Linked DNA regions of Mus musculus: regions 1 and 2 are each linked to region 3. A link is a loop called in an ENCODE intact Hi-C map of the cell type or tissue named here. Cell type or tissue: heart. All regions are shown on one strand. Region 1 overlaps Fam13c (family with sequence similarity 13, member C). Region 2 overlaps Fam13c (family with sequence similarity 13, member C). Region 3 holds the start of Fam13c (family with sequence similarity 13, member C).

What was found. A loop is a pair of places that touch in the nucleus more often than their neighbours do. Peaks named below come from ENCODE experiments on the same cell type or tissue, not always from the same donor. Only the 100,000 strongest peaks of a DNase experiment are listed, where the experiment ranks them.
Region 1: it touches region 3 in a loop (2.0-fold over the local background); 9 of 42 quality-filtered maps call a loop at or near these places.
Region 2: a loop joins it to region 3, with 2.4 times the contacts of the local background. A loop is called at or near these places in 8 of 42 quality-filtered maps.

Annotation. Positions count from the first base shown.
Region 1 is chr10:70,537,513-70,545,512 of GRCm38, forward strand. Fam13c (family with sequence similarity 13, member C) reads left to right here. Exons shown (of 14, transcript NM_024244.4): 9 at 5,132-5,213; 10 at 6,816-7,018. Among named protein-coding and RNA genes, the nearest start is that of Phyhipl, 58 kb to the right of the region's middle. In heart, a CTCF peak has its summit at 3,105 (motif pointing left); no DNase peak of the experiment used is centred here.
Region 2 is chr10:70,490,968-70,498,967 of GRCm38, forward strand. Fam13c (family with sequence similarity 13, member C) reads left to right here. Exons shown (of 14, transcript NM_024244.4): 5 at 7,919-7,982. Among named protein-coding and RNA genes, the nearest start is that of Fam13c, 54 kb to the left of the region's middle. In heart, no CTCF peak of the experiment used is centred here; DNase peaks (open chromatin) are centred at 3,714 and 6,214; H3K27ac peaks cover 434 bases.
Region 3 is chr10:70,437,076-70,445,075 of GRCm38, forward strand. It overlaps Fam13c (family with sequence similarity 13, member C), which reads left to right and starts at 3,835. Exons shown (of 14, transcript NM_024244.4): 1 at 3,835-4,000. The coding sequence starts at 3,939. In heart, a CTCF peak has its summit at 3,627; DNase peaks (open chromatin) are centred at 436, 3,166 and 3,806; H3K4me3 peaks cover 1,809 bases; H3K27ac peaks cover 1,474 bases.

The DNA.
Region 1 (8,000 bases), 100 kb after region 3:
AACCAAACAGAACCATCTCTTCCCAGAAGACCCCAGTCCTTCTGCTGGGCCCGCAGGGCTGCCGGCGCAGTCCTTCTGCTGGGCCCGCAGGGCTGCCGGCGCAGTCCTTCTGCTGGGCCCGCAGGGCTGCCGGCGCAGTCCTTCTGCTGGGCCCGCAGGGCTGCCGGCGCAGTCCTTCTGCTGGGCCCGCAGGGCTGCCGGCGCAGCTCTGTCTTCTCTCGCACTTGAACCCACAGAGTCGTAGATACATGTCTGCTCGACTGAAGAAGCCTGTGTCTCTTTTCTTAGTGACCAAGGAGTAGAGAAAATTCAAGTTCACAGGGAATCACATAAAGATAGTGTGGGTCTCTGGCAGAGAGCCCAGGACAGCTTGTTATTAGAATAAACTGGAGCAGGGAACAATCTCTCAAACATGTTGAAATATTAAAAGGCTCGCTAAGCATTCCATACAGAGGCGACTGGAGTGTTCCTGTGAGCGTTGTGATAAGTTTTGGGGCAGAGTGGTGAGTAGGTAGTGGTCTGCTCCTCCCTTCCTGTCCTTCCTGGCTATGGCTTTGCAGAGAGAGAGCGTGTTTGGGGAATGGTATCTAGTCTTATAGAAAGGGAGCCATCAGATTGGCTTTTAAGGCCATCTGAACAAGGATGCTGCGTAGTTTCCATTCAGTCATGGCTGTACTCTGTCCATGCAGCAGGGAAGCCCCTGCCTATTGGCTCGGTCTTTATCCCGCAGATAAGTAAGCCCTGACCCACTGAAGACTTCTAACCAGCTACGAGCTATCCCTTGAGGCCTGGAGCAGTGAGTTAAAGATGACCAGACCTGGAGTGATGGTGTTGTAGGGTTCTTCGTGTCTATCTTTGGCAGCCCCAGTATTCTGGGAGCAGCTGGTTTCACCTTTGATCTACCGGAGTTTACCAGGCCTGTCACACCCTCATGATGGACACCAAGGAGTGACAAATGGGGTTCTATTTTTGAGCCTGTTAACACCTGTGACCTGGCCTTTCCCGAGTCTGACTGTTGTAGATTTCGACCCAATATAAACCCTCAGCAGCCTTGTGTCTCTGGACAGGCTACTTCCTGTTCTGAGTCATCCAGCAGTAACTGAAGTTTGAGGACACTGTTGGAGGAACCCGTGTGGCACTTACTGCAGTGTTGGCAATGAAGGAAGCAAAAGGTTCTAGTTGCCACCAACTTCTTAATCTGTCTGAGAGATACCGAGCAGGTCACAGGACAGGCTCTGTCTTGGGAGAACAGGAAGGGGGCTCGTGCAGGTTAAAGATGCACTGGGTCCCCACCTGAGCTGTGCACATGGGTTATTGTTTTTCAACTCTTACAGCCACATCTGTTTTACTTAGAGAATTTCTTTTGGCATCCGTCTTAGTCAGGGTTTTACTGCTGTGAACAGACACCATGACCATGGCAAGTCTTATAAAAAACAACATTTAAATGGGGCCGGCTTACAGGTTCAGAGGTTCAGTCCATCATCAAGTGGGAGGATGGCAGCGTCCGGGCAGGCATGGCTCAGGCAAAGCTGGGAATTCTATGTCTTCATCCAAAGGCTGTTAGTAGAAAACTGACTTCCAGGCACCTAGGGTGAGAGTATTAAGCCCACACCCACAATGACACACCTACTCTAACCAGGTCACACCTATTCCAACAAGGCCACACCTCCAAATGGTGCCACTCCCTGGTCCAAGAATATATAAACTATCACAGCATCTTTTACCCGGTCCTGAGAAGCATTAAAGGCAAATGAAGAGGCAGTCACTGCCAACACTCCCTGCCTCATGTATGCACGCACGCACGCACAGAGGAGGGGCATAGATGCTAGAGCAGTAGGCGGGGAGGGTTCATATTCACTGCTCCTTCAGTGTTTACCTCCCCCGCCTCCTTCAGTCAGCACCCCATGTATCTTAGGAAACAGGCCATTCGGTCACTCCTCTTGTCAGGTGCCAAGCTGTGGTTAGAAGCCTGTCAAGCCACCTGCCACGTGTAAGGCCTACTTTCCTTCCCATCCCTCGGACAGTGGCATTACCATCCTCCGCTGGTTGTTTCTGAATCTTAGCTCCTACTGGGCATCTCAGGTTTTGCCATGTCTTCATAAACACAAGTCTTTCTGTCTCAGCCAAATGTAGCCCTGGGTAGAAAGGCAGGTTCTCTCCCTCTCCCTCCCTCTCCCCCCCCCCCCCCCCCCCCGCCTTGAACTCACAGAGATCCACCTGCCTCACCCTCCTGAATGCTGGAATTAAAGGCTTATGCCATTGCTGCCTGGCTCAGATGTTCACTTTCAATAAAACATGTGAAAACTGGAAAACTGGACAAACCAGACAGACTCTCCACCCCTCCCCCCAGTGACTGAAGAAACAGGCCCAGAAAGGTGACATGAATTTTAAGAGTCACACAGCCAAGAATCTAGACAGGGTAAACCAGGTCTTTTCATGGCCGACCAGAAGTCTTTTTAAAGTGTCTTATGAATGATTCTTTTCTTAGCAGAAATATACCACAATAGTGTCTGTAATAGTAGATTTGGCTGCCTCATTTTAATTACCCCTAACAAAGCCTATATTAGTGAGTTTGGGTGTCCAACCGTAGACCTTTCCATTCAGACACGAAGAGGCCTAAAGAGCTATTATGAATGTGTAAAAACTTCTGTGGCTTGAAAGCCATCTCCTACCCAAGCTGATGGTAACCTTAAGAAAGCTCCACTAAGGGCAGAGCCATAAAAAGAAAATTCATTTCTGCAACCGATTGCGGGCTTTCAAGTACTGTGTCATAAAGTTCAGCCTCTGATCCTTCCTTCATTTTGTGGGTGGAAAAAAAAAACCCAAAAAACCAAAACACACACACAAAAAAACCCAAAACCAAAACAAAAAATCCAAAGCTGTTGGTCACTGGCTTGAGATCCTGGTGTGTTCTGTATGTTTCGTATATCCCTTTGGTGGGGTGTTGAGTGGATCCAGAGACGCGTAGCTTTACCTGCACACATACGTCCTTAGTCTGGAGAATCCTGTGAGGGTTCTACAGTCCATATGTAATGCTTGGGCTGTCAGCTAAGCCCAAAGAATTAGGCCACACAACAGGCTTCTAAACAGAAGACTTCCTCCTGGAGGCCATCAGTGGGATTACACTAAACAATATTTATATATTTTCCTCTCATGAGGGAAGCTTTGGGCAGCCTGTGTCTCTGTCCGTGGTTCTGACAATGTAGGGCTCCATCACAGGAGGGACAGTGACTTTTCCTTCAGTCTTCCTTTCTAGCTTGTTTTTAGATGTATATTTCCATGTCACCCTATAACTGGTGGGATCCTTCCAGGTTCTCATGGCGAGCATGCGTTCTTTCATCAGGTGACGTCATGCAAAGCACCACTATGTGCTCTTGTTAAGTACCCTGAATGTGCTGTGTCTGTCACTGAAGACATTTCTCCTGTTGCTCATCTTACATGGGCAAAGTGGGTCTTCACGGGCTGGCTGTGGACAGTGCAGGCATTTCAGCCCAGGTACCTCTGTGCAGGAGGCCTCCCAACCCTCCCAGCCAAGTTCCTTGTGTAGTCTCAGGTGGGGATAACTCTCTGGAGCATGCTTTTAAGTTAGCTTCAGATGGAGGATTCTCATTGTGATCTATGGCAGAGTGTAAGGGCTTGTTGCCGAATTTATTTATGTATTCATTCATTCATTCATTCATTCATTCACTTTATATCCCACTCACTGCCCCACTTTCTGGTCACCCCTTCCTACAATTCTCTCCCTACCCTCTACCCTTCTCCTCTGAGAAGTTAGGCTACCCTGGGCATTCCCCGACCCTGGCACATCGAGTCTCAGTGAGGCTAGGTGCATCCTCTCCCACTGAGGCCAGACAAGACAGCCCAGCTAGAACATGTCCCATGGACAGGCAACAGCTTTTGGGATAGCCCCCGCTCCAGTTGTTGGGGACCCACATGAAGACCAGGCTGCACATCTGCTACCTATGTGCAGGGAGGCCTAGGTCCAGCCTGTGTATACTCGTTGGTTCATGGACCAGTCTCTGAGAGCTCCAAAGGCTAGCCTTACAACCAAAAATATTTTGCCATTTTTAATCTACTGATTACTCTTTTCTGGGGACAGTTCCCTTTTGTGCTGAGAAGGAATTCAGAAGTAAATGATCTGACGGACTTACATGACCCTCTCCGTGTGTGTGTGTGTGTGTGTGTGTGTGTGTGTGTGTGTGGTTGTCAGTGAAGATACATTCAGGATTCCTTTGAAGGTTTGGTGGAAATATTCCTGCTACTGCCCTCTGCTTATCCAACCCAGTGAGGCTAAGTCAGTAACAGTAACATTTATGGTTTGAGCTAGCACTTCTGCATTGCTTGGCATGCACCCAGAGCTGTTTTCTGGGCTTCACAGGCATTAATGCACCACAGGAACTCTGTGAAGGAGATACTGTAATCCTCACATGTAATATGTGAGATAGCAGAGCCCAGGGAAGCTAAGCCATCGGCCCAAGGTCAGAAGTGTTACGTTTCACTTTGATGGTAGCTCAGTGGGGTCTTTAGTACTAAGAGAGTGATTAGAATGAGGGCTGTTTGCTCCTAGATCAGCTATTGGACCATTATCAAGTTTCAGAGACCATGGGGCCTGCTTTCTTGAGCTCCAAGGACTCAGCCTCCCAGTTGGTTAGTGTTCCCCAGCAGGACCCAGTCCTGAGCCACGGACAAAGCAGGAAGCATTCGGTTTTTGGTCCTATCATTGCTCTCATCCCTGTTGGCAGGGAGTATGGCCTGCCAATGGGATGGGCTGTGGATGGCTTATAAGGTGATGGAGGATGGACAGCCGGATGCAGGGAATCACTACGATGTCTGGAAATGTGCTGAGTGCCTCAGCATGCTTTGAAATAATGCCCATGGAGGAACAAAGGTGCAGAGCTGGACACCACGCACTAGAACTCTGCCCCAGTGTTCAGCTCGACGTGTCTCTGAATTCTCTGTGTGGCTCGGCTGTTTAACATTTTTGCTTTTCTTTTTTTTCTCTTTTGTCTCCTTTTTCTCTCTCCCTCCCTTTCCCCATCTCCCCATTTCACCTTCTCCTTCTCTCTTTCCTCCTGCCTACCCCCCACCCCCCCTCATTCCCATCCACTTCTACTTTCTCCTCTCCCCATAGCCGTCGCATGGGGACAAGACTTCAAATCCCGAAGTTCTGAAATGGATGAACGATTTGGCCAAGGGGCGCAAACAGCTCAAAGGCAAGTGTCCCTTCCCTCAGAGAGCACCATCGGTAATAGCGTAATGTCCAGGACAATTGCAGCCCATTTCCACCTGAGCCTCCTTGGGCTTTGGTTTCCTTCTTGAACTGAGGCTGCATTTGAGACGACCCCACACATCATTCAGGCCCCATTTAATAAACCCCCTTACGAGAGAGACCTGGGACCTCCAGTCAACCTGCGGAGTTCTAACTTCTCTGGTTACCAGATTATTGGAAACAAAACCACCCTAATCCACTTCTCAGATCCAGAGCACAGGTGAGTGTGCTAATCCACGCCAGGACTGCCATGTGGCTTGGACGTATTGAGCCATGCAGACGACTTGGCTCCCTGCCTCTGGGACCAATTCTCTTCTTCTTTTGTCCCTTTCTGGGATGGCAGTGTACTGTTACTGCTAAGGACAATCACTGTAGGCTCATACCGTTCTTTTCTTCCTTCCTTTGTTCTGTAGGTCCATATTTAAGATACAGGGGAGTTGGTCCAAATTTCTGGAAGTTTCATGACCAAGAATTGGAAGGGACGAGTACTTTGATGCTAGTGGTGTATCATGCTTATAAAATATGCAGTGTTTAAACTTCAAGCCGGAGCTTGGCATGGTGGCTTATCATCTCAGGATTTGGAAAGCTGAGGCAAGAGAATTGATAGGCTGGACTATATAGTAGATTTCAGGCAAGCATACACTACAGCTAGATGCCAAGTGAAACAGCAACATAAAAACAAAAGCAAAAAATCCTCATAAAGCCAGCACAAAGCTAAATGAATAAAGTGAGCTATACTGTATAATTGAAAAAAAAATCAGAATAAATGGTCTTATTCAACTTCTTGCTATGGCATACTCTGAAATGCAATTCCCTGTTAAGTCCTAGGCAGGTTTTTTTGTTTTTGTTTTTTTTGTTTGTTTGTTTGTTTGTTTTTTAATGTCTTCTGTTGAGAAAAGCCACATTGTTAGAATGGTGGGCTCTGGATTTTGAAAATTAACATTTTCAAAATTGTGGTGAAGAAGGGTTGAAGAGTGCTTGCTTCTCTTTTAGAAGACCCAAGTTTAGTCCTCAGCACCCTCACTGCTAGGGGACTCACAGCTAGCTATCACAGAGTTAAACCTTTGAGGGGAAAGAGCATTCGATAAAAATGTGAGGTGTGTCAAGCGTGTGAGCTGGAATTCCCAAAGCCCTTCTCATCTCTTCTAGTTCCTCAGGTTTGCGTATGTGATGCCAAGCCTCTGAATCTCAAGAGGTTTTACTATACACATGCCTTTTACCATGCACACCAACAAACTGCTGCACAGAGAGTTTCAAGTGCTAGAGTGGGCAACAGTGGAAACCTGGGGGCAGGGGAGAGGAGGTCTCCCCCCAGAAGTCTGCTGCAATCCAAATCCGAATTCTTGTCTCATGGGGTTCTTTCCACGAGAGCCCAGTCTCTAGGGCTCTGTCTGCGAGGCTGGCTGGGTGCTTATGATATCGGGCATGGTTAAGGCTGACTTTCCTAGCTTTGCTCATACCTAGGGAATTCAGGAGAAGCAGCTCTGTTTTCATCTGGGCCAGTGAGTCCTTTCCTGCTCATGGTAACTCAAGGCATTTCTCTTAGAACTAAAGCTGAAGCTGTCGGAAGAGCAAGGGAGTACGCCCAAGGGCCCTCGGAGAAACCTGTCCTGTGAACAGCCTCCAGTCCCCAGAGAAAATGGCAAGTCGGAAGCCGTGGGCCCCGAACCAGGCTCCTCTGGCGAGGAGACTTCAGATGCTGTGGTGCCGGAGAAGAGAGAACAGACCCCTCCCCAGGACGATGGGAAGGTACCTCAGCAGCCTCAGCATGGCGGGGCAAGGACATGCTTTTGGTCACCTGTCAGAGCACTTCACCACCAGAGTCACATCTTTAGGAGATTGTTGAGTTCCTGGTGGGTTAATGACTGTGACGTAGGAGCACTGCTGTGGGATTCTAGGAGGTTCCACTTCCGGAGGAGGGGTGTGTTGGAGGACGATGGTAAGGATAGGATATGGTCTCTGCTCCACCACATTAGTAAATAATTCCCAAGTCTAGGCAATATGCATATAAGCTCCAACATTGTCCTTTCCTCCATGGTGAAGTGTTATAAAGAGGGGAGAGGCATACAGCAAGAGTTTCATGCCCTAAGAATAGAGCTGTGATTTCTCGGGAGTGATAGGCTGGGATCAAAGATTTCAGCTACAGATATAAGTTTTGAAATCTGAGGCAGCTGGATAGTGTTGTCAGTGAGGTATTAGGATATGTAAGCCTGGAGCTTAGCGGGAAAAAAAGATTATATTTTATAAAGAAAAGCAGCACTGACCTGGGTAATCCCTTTCCATGAGGCTTTCCATCTGGCTTAGGCCTGGGGAGCTTTCTTAAGGTCCCTCCCGTATCAAAGCTGAGGCTGATGTAGTTGACCTTTGACTTGCTGTGTAAGGGCAGGAGTCACCTTGTCGCCTCTTGGATCCCTTCCACCATCTTCCACCCCAGCCACCCCATTGTGCAGCTTGCACAGAAAGACTGTTTCCTGTTCAGAGCATCACGGTGTCTATACACGATAGGTATTGTATATGTGTTTGCTCGAGGGAACTGACAAATGAATGACATTCGACCCTGGAATGAAGTCCTGTGGAGAAGTGTGCTCACCTTTCCTATTCTGCCATGCATGATCTGGTCTTACTGAGGCCACATGCCAGATCTCAGAAGGCTTGGATGTCCTGCTTCAGTTTTTTTTTTCCCCCTGGGCCTTGTGTACTGCAGGTACACACGGCACCCCAGTCACTGCCA
Region 2 (8,000 bases), 54 kb after region 3:
GAGACCAGCTATTCAAACATAAATGCTGCTTAAATATTAACTTCCAGAGAGAAGAAATGGGTGGATCCCCCTGAGACCACATGACATAGAAAAGGAGATAGGCTTCAGAAAATATGGGTGCTTGGGATGGAACGCAGTGGGTAGCTGCGGTCAGTCTTTGGTGGCTTGGTTTTAGGAGAACCAGGAGCCTGAAGAAAGAAGGGAATTAAGCATTAGTTTTGTGATGACTTCAAACAAGAGTCTGGTGTGCCTTGTCAGATTTGAGGGAGACTGGGACTATGCCTCTGATTCTCCAATCACTTCGCCCTTCCCTCTCAGACTGACCCTAAGCCAAGTACCGTTTATCATGAAGTAAGTAGGCCCATATGAACAGGACAAGAAAGGCTGAGTGCACCCCACATTCAGAGGTTGCTTTCTGCCACATCCATGTCTGTTTACCCTCTTTCCTTCTGCTAGTCCAGAGGCTGGCCCATAAGTCTAGGATCACTGTTCTCCTAGCATCTGGGTAGTGATATGGTCTTGGCTGTGTTCTCTGTAGTATCACACCAACATGAAGGGTATACTTAGCCCTAGGAAGCTGAGATGTCTTGAGTTTGAAGTTTTGCCAAATGACTTTAGGAAAAATATTTCCTTCTACAGTAATGTGTTTCCTGGGAGAGATTGATTCTGCATTGGTCGTCTGCTAAACTATTGCCTGTGGGCTTTTAGAATAATATTTTCCAATAAGGAATCCCCCCAAATTGTTGGTTATTACTCTATATCTCTTAATATTTTGATTTAGTAGGTCTGAATTAAGTCATGTCTATCTCTGTTTGATTATTGGTATTTGTTTGTTTGTTTGTTGTTATTGGGGACAGGGTTTTTCTATGTAGCCTTAACTGTCCTAGAACTCGCTCTGTAGACTAGGCTGGCCTTGAACTCATAGGGATCCACCTTCTTCTACCTCCTAAGTTACTGGAACTAAAATTGTATGCTACCATAGCCTGCTAGTAGATATAGACCCTAATCTCCACGAGTATAAGGTAGGAGGTGGGGCCTGAGTCCTTAGTTACTGGGAGTGTGCTATTGGGGATAAGCAATCCTGGGCTTACCTAATGACATCTTTGTCCTCTCAAGAGGAATTTGTTGACCTGGACAAGTGGATGTATGAATTACTAGTCAGTTGATGAGCATCTCTTGACTTCTAATTTTTCGATGTGTGAGTTTCAGTCTGTGATAATTTCTAACTCAGTGACTTTAAAGTTAAAACCTGTGCTCTTTGATCTTCTTTATTTGGCTCAGAAGTTTATAAAGAACCAAGAAGAGGGCCTAGAGAAATGGCTCAGCAGTTAAGAGTGTTAGCTGCTCTTGGAGAAGACCCAAGTTGAGGTTCTGGTTCCTACGTTGGGCAGCTCACAACAGCTCTAGGGATGTGATGCCTTTTGGCTTCTGTGGGCACCTGCATTCATGCCCACATACCCTGAAACAGAGTATATATAATTAAAAATAGGTGTGTTTAAAACAAAGAACCAGTAAGAGATTGTCTTTGGTGTGTACTAGACAACACAGAGAGAAGCCCTTTATAATGCCAGTGCCAAGGGTGGTGGTTGTTTCTAATACAATACTACTGGAGTTTACTGGCATCTCGTCTGTGTCTACGTGTAGAGCTATTGTGTGATGTGAAGAATGTTTTGTTCAGGGTTACCCTCTTGGGATATACCTTTTGTTTTCAGAAAGAGTTTCAGGAAATGACAGCAATCCCACCAGCCAGTAGCCATCCGGCTATACATTCCTGCATCCGAATATCGAGTGCTGCGTCCTAATATTGAGGAATATTGTAAATCTTGTGATGACATTTGTGGTCAGCTTTATTTAGGCCTAAGGCCCAGTTTTCTGTGAAGCACTCTGAATACAGTTAGGTGCTTATCTTCTACTCTTTCTGACAAGGTTCTCTGAATTACAGGTTAGCTGTCTAACTAGTCTTAGGCACCAACTGGCTAGTCAGCCTTCTCAAGGAAGAAACATACTTATGGGAGTGAGAGTCATTGCAGCCTGCAGGCTTTGCTGGCATGCCTCAGGGAGAGAAGGGAGCACGGGTCTTACACACTTAATAATTGATCAGAATTGGCAACTATTCAGGAGTCTGAGATAAATACTTTATTATCAAATATATACATACATATAAATGTATATACTCATATACAAATATACAAACACACACTCATACACACACACATCATACTGGCTGTTGGGCTAGGGAGAAATAAACAGCTTAGAGGACTCTGGGTTAGATCTGTCAGCCATTGGCTAAATGCATGCTTTTAATTGAAGCAAGACTGTTCCATTAACTAAGTGAATTATAATTAAAATGTTGATATAAAATTAAAATCCTATATCCTGTGCTGGGATTGGCTGCAGAGATAAATGTTAAGCAAAATTCATGGTTCCTGTCCCACAGAGCTTGCCATCAAAAGTGACTTTTAAATAATTATAAATATATGGAATTGTGGATTGAGTAGTTCCCTATGCAACAGGTCCCCTTAAAAAGAAGACATATTTGGGAGGTACATGGTTTCTAAAGGATAAATGAATTAATTCAGAAATGGATTGGGAAGGAAGAATTAGGTAGGCACAAGGACATTTTGGTGGTTTGAATATGCTTGGCGCAGTGAGTGGTACTCTTAGGAGGTGTGGCCTTGTTGGAGTAGGTATGGTCTTGTTGGAGGAAGTGTGTCACTGTGGATGTGGGCTCCTCCTCCTAGCTGCCAGGCAGCCAGTCTTCCAATGGCTTTTGGAACAAGATTTAGAACTCTTAGCTCCTCTTTATATGCCTTGAAGATACTGGACTGAACTTCTGAGCCTGTAAACCAGCCCCAATTAAATGTTGCCCTTTAAAAGACTTGCCTTGGTCATGGTGTCTGCTCACAGCAGAAAAACCCTAAGCAGGCATCATGCCTGAAGGCATGAGCTTGGAAGGAGTGTAGTGCTTGGGAGGAACTAGAAGGATGCCCTTTTAACTACAGCACAGATGGGCGTGGCCTGAGAAGACAATGAAGAGGTGGGCCAACACTAAATCCTTCAGACATCATAAGACATTTTCAGAATTGTAGAGTGAGTGTCTCTCTGGGAACTCATGGTTACATGGGTTGTGCTTCACTCCTCCTGCCCAGGTTGTCTAACTCATTCGAGAGCTGCTGGTGAATCCTTAGTAGATTTTCTCAGAATGGTATGCGTTGAGTGCAGTGGGCAGAGGGTAGTGAGTGGCCAGATCTTTTGTGGGAAATGCTCTGGGAAAGGAGGAATAGAGAGACCAGAAGGAAACCTTTGTTATTTCAGCAAAGAGATAATAGCAGCTTTGCTCAAGATGGTAGAGAAGGGTGTGGAGAGGAGGGGACAGATAAACAAGTCATTTGAGGTAAGAAGTTGAAATCCTGGTAACATATTGGCAAGGGAGAGATGAACAGTTTAGGGGACGCTGGGATAGCTTCTCTCAGCCACTGGCTAGCTGGAAGCTTTTCACTGAAGCAGGACTGTTCCATCAACTAATTAAATTATAGTTAAAATGCTGATGTAAAAAAATCAAACCTTGAGCTAAAATACAGTGTTTCTTTCACAAATTATCACATCCTGTGGTCTGAAGTTGTTCTGGGGCCAAGAAAAATATTTGAATGCTTAGTTGGTTTTGTTGTTTTGAATTCCTGAACACCTCCCCAGAGAGGCCCACTGCAGGATGGCCCTGCAGCCCGACTCTGCAAACACTTCAGGAATCCAGCAAAAAGGGCATGCCAATTTTTAAAGCTGCCTTTCAATGGGCTGTTCACAAGCTCAGAGGCATAGATCCAGAGGAGAAGCCATTTTAACATCAGTACACAATTACCGTTGGTATTTCTCTATTGAAGTTCATTTTAAGCATCCGTATTTTTACTTACTGTATTGTGTTGATTTTGGCACTGATGGTGGAGGTATGACAGTGGTGACACTTTAGTCATATAAGAGTGGTGGCATTGCTCAGGGTAACGTCGGAAGTGTTGCTTGTGGTGGTGGTGATGTTACCAGGTGGTGTTGGTGGATGTATTGCTTGTGTGATGTTGGAGGCATTGCTTGTGTGATATTAGGGGTATTGCTCATAGATGTTGGAGGTATTGCTTGTGTAACATTAGAGGTATTGCTTGTGGTGATGTTGAGGTGTTGTCCATGATGATGTTGGAGGTGATGTCAGAGGTATTCTTGTGGTAATGGTACTGGTGCTGCTGCTGGTGCTGCTGGTGGAGGTATGGCTTGTGATGCTGTTAGTGGTGATGGTGGTAATACTGCTGATGGAGGTGAAGATGCTAATGGTGGTGTTGGTGGCAGATGCTGGCAGTGGTGGTGGTGATTGTGCCAGCCATTGTTGCAACCAGAATGATGGTATCTGTGATGAACAAGGCATCAGTATTGAGGGCCACTGTTGGGCTCTGGAGAGTACACGCTGCATGCCTTCTTGCTTACCTAGGCCTTGGCTAGGAACCAAAGTTGTGATGGATTGGCAGTGTTCTGAATTGCTCATCTCTGCCTTCCAGAGATGTGGGTTTGATGGAGACATGTAGCTGTTTGCCTGCTGCTGTGGGTGGAGGGAAGGCAGTAGAACTGAAGGGAGAATTTCAGTCTGGTGCGAATATTATGTATAAGACAATTTCTTGGCAGGATTGACCATGGTTGAAGCAATGTCTTAAGGGTGTGGGGGAGAAGGAATTGAACTCAGCTGCATACTTGTCTCCTCAGTCACGACTGAGCTTTTCCAGTAAGACTTCTGTTTATTTTTGCCTCCTTATATGACCTTTAACACTCTTTATTTTACATGAGTATACTGTTGCTCTCTTCAGACACACCAGAAGAGGGCATGGGATTTCATTACAGATGGTTGTGAGCCACCATGTGGTTGCAGGGAATTGAACTCAGGTCCCCTGGAAGAGCACTCAGTGCTCTTAACTGCTGAGCCATCTCTCCAGCCCTGAGCTTTAACATTCTTATGTCAGGCTGTCATGCTCCTTGTCTCTGGGTGATTGGCACTTTCTGACTGTGAGGGTTTGAACAGTTTTCCTTCTAGTCTGGTCTCATGTGCCTTGCTTTCTGTTTCTCCACAATCCTGCCATCCGGTGGGTCATCAGTTATTGTTGACTTACTGTTTTTTTATGTCTTTGTTCCTTTCATGAAAATACAGAGCCTAGGGCTGGAGAGATGGTTTGGCAATAGACAGCACTGGCTGCTCTCCGGAGGACTTAGTTTGATTCCCAGCACCCACATGATGGCCACAAGCATTTGTAACTCCATTCCCCGAGGATCTGATGCCCTCTTCTAGCTTCTGTGGGGACCAGGCACACATTTGGTATACAGACACATATACAGGCAGAACATCCATACATGTAAAATTAGAGATAAATCCTAAAATGAATCTATGACAGTGGACTTTTTATGCACTGTCTTGTCCCAATACCTGATCTAGATTAAGGTACATAATTGATACTTACTAAATATGTGTTGAATAAACAATGAATTATTTAGCTGCCCTTCCTTCTATTGGGTCAATGGGTATAATAATGTTAATCTCATGTGGTACTCTTGAGGATTAATTGAAGTAATTTGATTAAACCACCTGGCATGACCAGCTGGATGCTGGAGGGCTGGTGAAGTCTTGGATTCCATTATTTTCTTCCTTAAAACTGCTTTCTCTCTGGTAACTACAAAACAGGTTCTGGTTAGCTTCTTGTCTTCGTATGCTGCTTCTTCATTTTCTTCATGACTATCTTTCCTCTTCCTCTCCTTTCCTCTTCCTTCCTTCCCCTCCCCTCCCCTCCTCTCCCCCTCCCCTCCTCTCCCCCTCCTCTCCCCTCCCTTCTCCTAGCCTAACCTATTCCCTCCCTCCCCTTCCCTTCCCTTTTCTTTTTTCCCTTTCTCCTTCCCTTTCTTCCTTCATCAGGTCCGGGATCCAAACCCAGGGCCTTTCACTGCCGAGCAAGGACTCTGCCAATGACCAACTCCCATGGCTTGTCTGTCTTTTGTCTTCTGGGCCAGTTCTAAAGAAGATAGTAATAGCTGCCTCATGGGACATGAAGGGCTGTTCATAAATGATGCTTACTGTTACTGACAGCTGTATAAAAACAATACAGGGGGTCTAGTGTCACATAAAACAGCACACTGGAATCATTACATAATTCTGATGACTAATGGCATATTTTAATAATAACCAAGTTTTGGTGAGCTGCCAGAGAAGCCAACATCCATGACAGATGGCTCACAGCTGCCTGTGGCTTCAGCTGCAGAGGTTGCAACATTGCCTTCTGGCCTCAATGCACCCTGGGCTCACATGCATATTCTCATATACAGACACATGGGCCCATAATTTAAAATAAATCTTTAAAAACACCACACTCCTAGTTTCTTTGGTTTACAACAACCGTGAAAGCATAGTTTGAGGACCACCATAGATAACAAAGAACTTAGGACCAATTCAATGATTTGGAAAGAAGGGATGGCTTAATCTCTGTCCCCAGGAGTCCTTTTGCTACCTTGCCATGTTGGTGGCTCAGGAGACCAAGAGAGGTGGTGCAGCTGAACCTCAAAGTCTTCCTCATTCTCTGCTCATTGTGGCTGTGCATACTTGACCTGGTGACTGGGAGCCCGAGCCTTCTGATGACTGCAGGAGGAAGATGCTAGCCTGTGCAGGCGTGGAGGGCATCCTCAGTGTGCTCCTGCATGGTCGTCCTGTTCCGCCACTCTTTTATATACTCTCAGAAGCACACTGACCCAACTTTCGGCTACAGGGAAAATTTCGCTTATTATTTTGAAGGAACCAGGCCGATGGTGTTGCTCAGTGTACCTTTCTGAATGGGTTATGGCATGCTGAACTCATTAACCTCCGGAGCCGTTCAGAGAGCGTTGTCTTTAGTATCTAAGTTGACTCAGTGTTCCAGCTGTAAATGACTCTATCTGCAAAAGAGTCTTCTTAAAACAAGTTAACTCATGGACTAAGCATCCTAAACTGTATTCAGCAAGACAGCTGGCCTTTTAATAAGAGCTATAATTTGTTTATTACAAACTAAAATAGGAGCTCTGGCAGACAAACTCAGGTGGTGTCTAACATATGCCACCGGGCATAGAATTTGACAAGTCTGGATTTGGACCTGAGCATCTACCAGAAGTAGGGTTTCTTGTTTTATTTTGTTTTTAAGCAAACAAGGGACTCAACATCATACACCTTGCCTTTCTTTCTGCTCCTTTTTCTTCTATTTGGAGATATTGAGTGGCAAAACCCAGCTTCAGTATCTAACCCAGCATCGGCTATAGAATTTGTTGTGTAAATTCAGTGACAGGACAAAACCTTTGTGAGTGTGCATACATATGGTGTGTGTTTGTGTGTGTGTGTGTGTGTGTGTGTGTGTGTGTGTATGGGTCCAGGTGTACATTGTGGAGATCACAGGGCCACCATGGGTGTAGGTCTGTCCCTACCATTTATTACAGTGATCTCTATTGTTAACCCCTGCATATGCATGGATGGGGAGGCTGAGAAGGCCTCCCTGGGGAGGGGATAGTGAGCCGAGCTGATGATTGATTGGCAAGAGCCAGCCATGTGAAGATCTGGGTAAAGCATCCCAGACCCAGAATGGCTGGAGGGGCGGGGTTTGAAGTAGAATAGGGACTGTGTGCTTAGGAAACAGGGGTGACCAGGATGACTGGGAGGAGGGCTAGAGAAACAGAGGAGAGCAGGTCAGAGAGGTTTCCTGTGCTCACATCCTCTGTGTATCCCAGACCACTGAAGGAGGCTGAACGTTGCCCTTTGATGGTAGGGAACCACTTGGGATTTTCAACAGGAACATGACCAAGATCTATGGCCGCCAGCTTCAAATGTGTGTTGTCAAAATGGTTCTTTCAAATGGACATAATTTTCCTTTATATTTTGTAGAATAGACCAGAGGGCTACCATTTGGCCAAAGGATGCTTTTGGAACTCAGCAGGACTTACATGAGGTAGGTGGAAAAATTACG
Region 3 (8,000 bases):
CACGAAATCCAGAATCCTCTGTAAGATTTAATACTTCATTTTCCCACCTATCTGGACTGAATGTGCCCTTTAAGTTAGGCAGAACAGAGAGAGACTGTGTGACAAAGTGGACAGGGTATACACAAACATTAATTTAGAGATATGTGCTTTGATGGAGGTGACCCAGCCCATAAAGAGAATTTTACCTGTGTCTGTTGAGCACTCAATAGCTTAGACAATAACCACTCAGAGAAATGAGGCCCCCTTTTGCTATGGTGTCAAAGACTAGGCGGGGAGGAAGGGTTAGAGGATACAGATATAAGCAGAGGGATTTAATCTTTTTAGTGGAAAATTATCTCTGCAGGGAGGCAAGAGTCCTCTGTGCATACACCAGGAGGTCTGGCTATTCCCTGGAGGACTGGCAGGAAGCACCAAGTCACTGTGTCCAGGCCAATGGAGCAGGCCTCCGTTGACTTCCTGGCATTGTAAAGATTCTGGCCCGATGCCCCAGCATCCCTCAGAAAGTGATTTCTCAGAATTGTCTGGTCCTCCAGGGATGTGCAAGCATTTTAAATTGAGTTACAAAGAGAATACACAAACATTGTCCGTGGAGCATCTGGTCAAACGTGATGATTTTCAGAGACGTTAAGAAGCCATGGAACAGCATGAAAGCCTGGGCGTAGAAAGTCAGCAGTGTCTATAAACCTGTTATCCATTTGTAGTCATCTTTTCTCTTTCAAACTCCATGTTTACATGTTTCTTATTATAGCAATAATGAGAACAAGGATAACGTTAGCATTTATTAACTGTTTAAAACAATTTTAACTTCTCAGTTCCAAAAATGTCATTTAATCTTTGGAATAACCCCTGTAACAGAGTCTATCTCTACCTAAGAATGAGGAAAGCAAGTCATAAGGTGATTAAAAAAAAAAAAATTGGGCTGGAGAGATGGCTCAGTGGTTAAGGACACTGATTGCTCTTCCAGAGGACCTGGGTTCAATTCCCAGGACCCACATGGCAGCTTAGTCTGTAACTCCACTTCTAAGGGATCTGACACTCTCATACAGACATACACGAAGGCAAAACACCAAGGCACATAAGATAAAAATAAATAGATAAGAATACTGAAAAAATTAAGAAGGAAAAGGGAACTATTAGAACTAAGTATGAAATTCAGATGGTTTGCTTTCAGAAAAACTGAAACTTTTAACAAGAAGGTGAGCTAATTACATTCAAATTCTAGCCTATTTTTCCCCAGTTATTCTATTTATTGAATTGAAAACCACGCACCCTGTCCATTCTATACACACTGGCATACCTAAGAGCAAAGGCTTCCTGTTAACAGGGACTGCATCTGTGATATCGTTAAGAATGTGCATCATTAGTTCAGCAAACAACGCCAGGTGATGTTTTCTCTGAAGCCCTTTGTAGGCATGATGGTGGTCGGTCTGTTTAGCCTAAGTTACATTTTACTTTAAGGAGTTTGAGAAGCCCAACTACCCAGTACCTTTGTTTTTCCCTTTTGTTCTCCACTTGTGCACAACATTCTGCCTACCTAGGTGCAGTCTCAGAGTTGAAAAGACAGAATAGCTTTCTTTGCTGTCCTTGAATTTGTAACGTCTCCTCTCCTTTAACCCCCCCCCCCAAAAAAAAAAAAACCAAAAAACCATGTTTTAGCCATGCTACATACAACCACAGAGAAGTCTGGACCCTGTCGCTGGCCTGGGAAATACTCTGGCTTCCTTACAGATCTCTGTGACAATGTTCCTCTTCTCCCTTTGAACTTTTCCCAAACTGTTGTTCAGATAAGCCGAAGGCTCCAAAGGAACCTTTGCTGATATCCATCAGTATTGTTCATTCCAGGGTGAACAGGACATCTCATTTTAAAAAGGCACTTGAAAACCTCTTACCAAAAAAAAAAAAAAAAAAAAAAAAAAAAAAAAAAAACAGATGAAGATACGATCAAGAATTGGATGAGTGTTTAAAAACCCCAAGTGGTTTCCATCAGGGTTTTAATCTAGAGTATTCTTAACTTTTAGCCATAATATACTGAACTGACTGTCTTTCTTCTGTATGAATAGTTCTTACAAGCTTTTCTGGATCCTTTCTGTTTGTGGGCTGTGGAGAACTAGTCTTTTCCTCCCTCTGGGCATTATTGAATCTCTGGATTTGTGGAGCACGTTTATTATTTCATTTTATTTTATTTTTATTTTTTAAAAATTTATTTATTTATTTATTTTTATTCTGGTCTGCCATTCACCCCGCCCCCGCTCACCATTCCATCCCCGCCCCCAAGAGGATGTCGCCACCCCCTCCCCTCACTTTACCAGACCTCCCCACTCCCCAGGGCCTCAAGTCTCTCAAGGGTTAGGTGCATCTTCTCTGAGGCCAGACCCAGCAGTCCTCTGCTGTATATGTGTTGGCCGCCTCATATCAGCTGGTGTATGACGCCTGGCTGGTGGCTCAGTTTCTGAGAGATCTCCGGGTTCCAGGTCAGTTGAGACTGCTGGTCTTCCCATGGGGCTGCCCTCCTCCTCAGCTTCTTCCAGCTTTTCCCCAATTCATCCACAGGGGTCCCCCGCTTCTGTCCATTGGTTGGGTGCTAGTATCTGCATCTGACTCTTTCAGCTGCTTGTTGGGCCTCTCAGAGGGTTCATTATATTTTCAACTGGTCCACAGCATATTCATATCAACTGCTGTTTTTCAGGTGAAAGCATTGTTCCTTCTGTTCTAGATGAATCACTGGAGATGTTTACGCAATCAAAAGGCTGGTCTTTCTTCACACTGAACTACCCAGAATGGGCACCACAGCCCTCGAGCGCAGGGGCGTTTGGGAAAGTGACAGTCTTTGGATCTGAGGACAGGAAGATATCCTGTGATTAGACTTCACGTTGCCATCTAGAACCTAGTTCCATGGGACAGTAGGATTAAGAACACATGCATAGTATAGTTCAACACGTAAGTCTGTGATCGTATTTCAAAATTCAGAGGCAGGTCTTTCCAAGTCAAGGTCAACATGTCAGGAAACATGGACAATGGGAACGGGGCAGGGTAAACATCTCCAAGCAAGAATAAAGCGGGGTGGGGGTGGGGCTGACCGGCCCTCCCTTCCCCCAACAAAGTAGACTCCATCAAAGGGAACAACGTTTGTGAGTTGTCATTCCATCCTTTGTGAAGGTGCGGGGCTGCTGTGGGGGTAGGAGTCCATCTCCCCGCCTGGCACGGTGTCCTAGGCATCAGCGAAGGCCTGGAAAGCATTCTACATTCGCCTGCATAGGTTCATTCACATCTCTGTGGTCCTGCGCTGGGCGCTTCCTCTAGCGGAGTAAAATAACAAGAGCGCAGACGGACCTGTCGGGATGCAGCCCGCCCTTGGGAGCCCTTTTGTTCTAGGCAATAAAAACCAACACACAGTGAAAATAAATCAAAACTCAGCATCCATATCCCTCTCCTCCTTCTCGATCTCTCCATGCTTTCAGGAAAAGCGACAGAAGCATCTTTGCTCGTTTGCATCCCTAGGGTGGGGTGGGGGCTGGGGAGGTAACAAGCCATGGGAGGCGGGCATTGTATCCACTGGGGGGTGGGGGGGACGACGCAATCTGTATTGCCAGCTGAGGCTGAGGTGGCAGGCTCAAGCAGCTTGGACTCTCTGTAGCTCCTAGCTGCCTACCAGGGTTGCGCGGAGCAGCTCCAGGTTCCTGAGGCTGAAGCCCCCGGTCGCGCGCCGCCGCGCCCCGCCCCATCGTCCCCGCAGCCTCGCGGGCTGCTGGGCTTTGTGGTTCGCCGGTGCCGCTGGGCCCCTGCTGGGGGTGTCGTCAGGAGCATGTGCAGACAGCAGCCCAAGGTAGAGCGAGCGTGCCGGGCGAGCCCTAAGACTTGCCTGGCAATGCCATGTTTGTGTGGGTGCTCTAACTCCGGGAGAGCAATTAGGGAGACGGCTCCCCGGCCGCACTTGGCTCATGTTTTCTTGTTTCTGTTTCAGCCTTCAGGATAATTCCTTCGGCAGCGCCGCTGTAACTGAGTAAGTGCTTCTTGCCCTTACAATCGACTTGCATTCCTGTCTCCGAAGCAACTATGGTGAAGGTATCCCCTCCCGCTGCCACCCCACTCCACCCCACCCCACCCCTGTCCCCAAGCCCTCTTTCCAGGCGATGCATTGTCTCCTGGATCCTGAGGCTGCGAGGCTGGCGGGGCCCACAAACCTCACACAGGTTGCAGCCAGTATTTTGGCAGCTCGGGGTGGAGGGTGCGCGGGGGTAGGGAGTGAGGAGCGGAAGCGGGGGGTGGGGGGAGTAATAAACCTAGCTTGATTGCTGCGGGAGGCTCCGTGGCCCAAAATATGCAATCTTGGAGCTTAGCTTAAAAAAAAATCTATGTGACATGTCAGAAAGGAAGCTGGGTTGTATTTTGCCAACATGAGTGTCAGTTTTCATGGAGTGCACGCAGTGTACATTTGCCCCAAATAGACGGATGTGAGCTAGCAGGAGTTTAATTCCAGCATATTTAAACAGGGTAAACTCACCTTCCCTCTCCGTGTGTACAGATTTTTAAGACACAGTGCGGTAAACTTTTCTAGATGCCTTTTTGTGATTTTTCTCGTCTGGCCACAATAATGTGACTATAGAGAAACGCCTTGCCTGACTAACAACCTAATAACAGTTCATAGTGGAGGGAAGGGAAATAATGTTTTACTCTAGGCCAGCCCGTGTGTGTGCGTGTGTGTGTGTGTGTGTGTGTGTGTGTGTTGATATTGATAGTGCTTTGTTTTTATTTTGGTCATCTCTTCCTTAGTATTTTCTTAATAGAATCTATATATCAGAGGTGAACGTGGAGTAGATTTTGCTGGCACTGTATGCAATTCACATATAGCTGGGAGTATAAACTATATGTATTCCATTTTATCGTAGGGAAATTAGTGTTTACTTCTGGGACCTTTTGGTAAAAGCTACTCGGTAAAAGCTTTTTGCAGCAGGCTGTGTGTGTGTGTGCATGCGCAAAGTTGTGTATCCCACTACTTAAGAGAATTGTGAGTTTCATACAGAGGCTACAAGTGGCTTAGAAGCTGTTTGCTAAAGAAACCTGAACAGTGACGAGAGCATCTTTTGGCTTTCAGATCCTGCCACTGTTGCAGAGACTTGGAGAGGGAGGGCTGAGGTTCCACTGTGCTTTCTGGGCCTCTTCCCCATGCACTTTTGCTTGTCTGGTTTGCTACTGACTTAGTACCCCGCTTTGAGCTCATCTAAGTGGGGTCTCTTTAAAATAAGGACCAGGTTGACTTTCAATGATTCACTATGGCCTGTCCACTGGAACCCTGGACACGATAGTGACATTGCCTTGCAATAGAAAGATAGAGAAAGAGAGAGGTGGGGAGAGATACCTGTGGGCCAAGGATGAGGCCTGAATTTCCTGGATAAGTGGTCAGGTAACATCTCTCTTTTCCTCTGGGTTCCTTGGCACCACATGTTTTTCTGGGCCTGATTCTTGGGAGTGTTGTGTGGCTGTATTCCTAGAGTCAGCCATAGTCACAGGCCCAGGAGTTTCAAGATGGAGACTTTTAGTTCCAGCTTTCATATGGTGTGTGTGTGTGTGTGTGTGTGTGTGTGTGTGTGTGTGTTTGTTATGGTTAAATGCTGGGGAGACTCTTGGTGTCTTGTCCTTGGATACTCCCCAAGGAGTTCTGATTGCATAAGATCACGTTACCCTCAGAGAAGTGACAGAGGTTCCTTTTAAAAGGCTGTGAGTAGTGTCTGGGAAGCCATCTGGCTAATGCAAGAATCTAAGGAACTTGCAACACACCCAAAGCCCCACAGGTGTGACCCGGCTCAGCTGAGGGGCGTCCTAAACCAGTGGTTGTCAAAACGGAACATTGTTCATCTTCTCCTCTCAATAATATGAAACTGTTCCTGGGTCTGTGGACTCCCGGCAGGACCAGAGGGTGCTATCCTGAGACACAGACATAGCAGCTTGTCCTGGAAGTGTTTGGGTGCCATGTTAGTCTGTCCCGAGGAGGTTCTTTCCTCTTCAATGTTTCTGAGAGGCAAAGATCCTCTGGCTCCTGTCTTCACCCATGTCCAGTGCCTCCTCTCCAGACCACTGAAAGTTCAGGCCTCTGGTGTTGATCCTTATTAAAATGGAAATTAAAAACTCTGTGCCTTGGAAGGCGCATCCAAGCAGTCATTAGAGTTCCCTATGAATTATTTTATCAGATAGACTTATGTGAGAGGATGCTGCTTGACCAGTCGTGATTATTTGTATGTGCGCGCGCGCCTGTGTGTGTATGCATATGTGTGCCGTGTGCGCTCATACAGTGTGTGCATGAGGGAGCCTTTGGAGGTCAGAGGTTAACATCCTATGTCTCCTTTGATTTCATTCAACCTCATTTCTCACTGAACTTGGAGTTTATGATGGGTTAAGACTGGCCAATGAGCTCTGGGGAATCCTCCGGTCTCCATCCATCCCCAGACCCAAGGCTTTATAGGTACCACCACTAGGATGGACTGACTTTAAAGTGGTTGCTGGGGACTCACATTCAGGTCTTCATACCTGAGCCTAAGACAGTGTCCCACTGAGCCAGGGCTCTGTCTCCCCAGCTGGAGGTCCTGGGAAGAGTCACAGGAAGAGTGGAATTAGGAATCAAGGGGCAGAATCCTTTTCGTTTTGTTTTTCTCAGGCCTTGAAAGGCCTGTGCAGATCTGGGTGAATTTAACTCATTCTCTATACAATCCCTCCCCCAGCCCCCTCCCCCAACATCAGAGTGGCCTTAGCCTTTTGTTACTTCTGCAGCATCTTTTCAGGACGTGCTGTTTTTAAAGTCTGTTGCTGGGTCACTGTGTTTAGATTGGTGCCTCCTTTGCCAAAGTCCTGCCTAGGAGCCTCTAAGGGTGGTTAACACAATGACCTGATAACCTCCACCTGGAGAAGACTGACTCTGGTGAAAGCTATAGACCCTCCAGGCTAAGAGAAGACCTAGAATTTGGATGCGAGTCAGGTCAGAGGTAGCTTGGGTTCTAGAAACAGTTAGATGACATCATTTTAGAAGCATATACTAGTTAAGTGGCTGGGCAATGCTGCTTAAAAGTTTACATTACAAGAAGCTGGAGAGATGGCCTAGTGGGTTACGTGCACTGGCTGCTTTTCCAGAGGATCAGGGTTCAATTCCCAGCACCCATGTGGCTGTCTGTAACTCTAGTTCCAGGGGATCTGATGCCTTCACATAGACATACATGTAGGCAAACACCAATGCTCATTAAAAAAAAAAAAGTTTACATGACAGGGCTGGGGGGGCCCTGGGTTTGATTCCGAGCACCAAATAAAACTGAATGGTGGTAGTGGTTGTGAATACCATAATCTCTAGTACTTGGTGGTAGAGACAGGAGGATCAGATTGGAGTTCAAGGTCATCTTTGGCTACACATAGCACAGTTTTAGACCAGGCTGGATTACAAGAGATGTTTCAAAAAACAGAACCCTACAGACAACCTGCCCCATTACACAGTTTCACATTTTACCTGAGCTCAGAGCTGTATGGGGCTGAGGCGGGGCCAGGCTGGTGTCTGCTCATCTCAATCAGGTGGTCCATCGAGCACTGGTGCAGGTGGCTCAGGAAAATTCCCCAAGAGGTTGGCTCTCGGCAACTTCGCCATCAGGGGTCTGATGTTGCAGGGAAAGAGAAACCATTTCTCCTCCACCCAGGCAAGCTGGGGCCTCTCTTCCTATTTAACCAGAGAAGATAACTTCTCATGGACACACTTTTAGCTCCCATTAGAGATCCCATTATTCCAAGAAGTCTGGTTCTCCTGTCTCCCAAGCCTGTGGGAATATGGACTGGCAATGTCACGTGACTTCTGTCTGTCGTCTGTGAGGTGTGGTGCAGGAACTAGTGAGGTTCCCTGGAGTAAAATCTTGGAATCTTGGGTATTAACTTAGCCTTCCTGGGGCGGTATTTCTTCCTAATGTCAGGCTGGACTGAGAAGTCGTGGACGGTCATGTGGGCTGTGACCTGGGCACCTCTTTCTTTTGTTT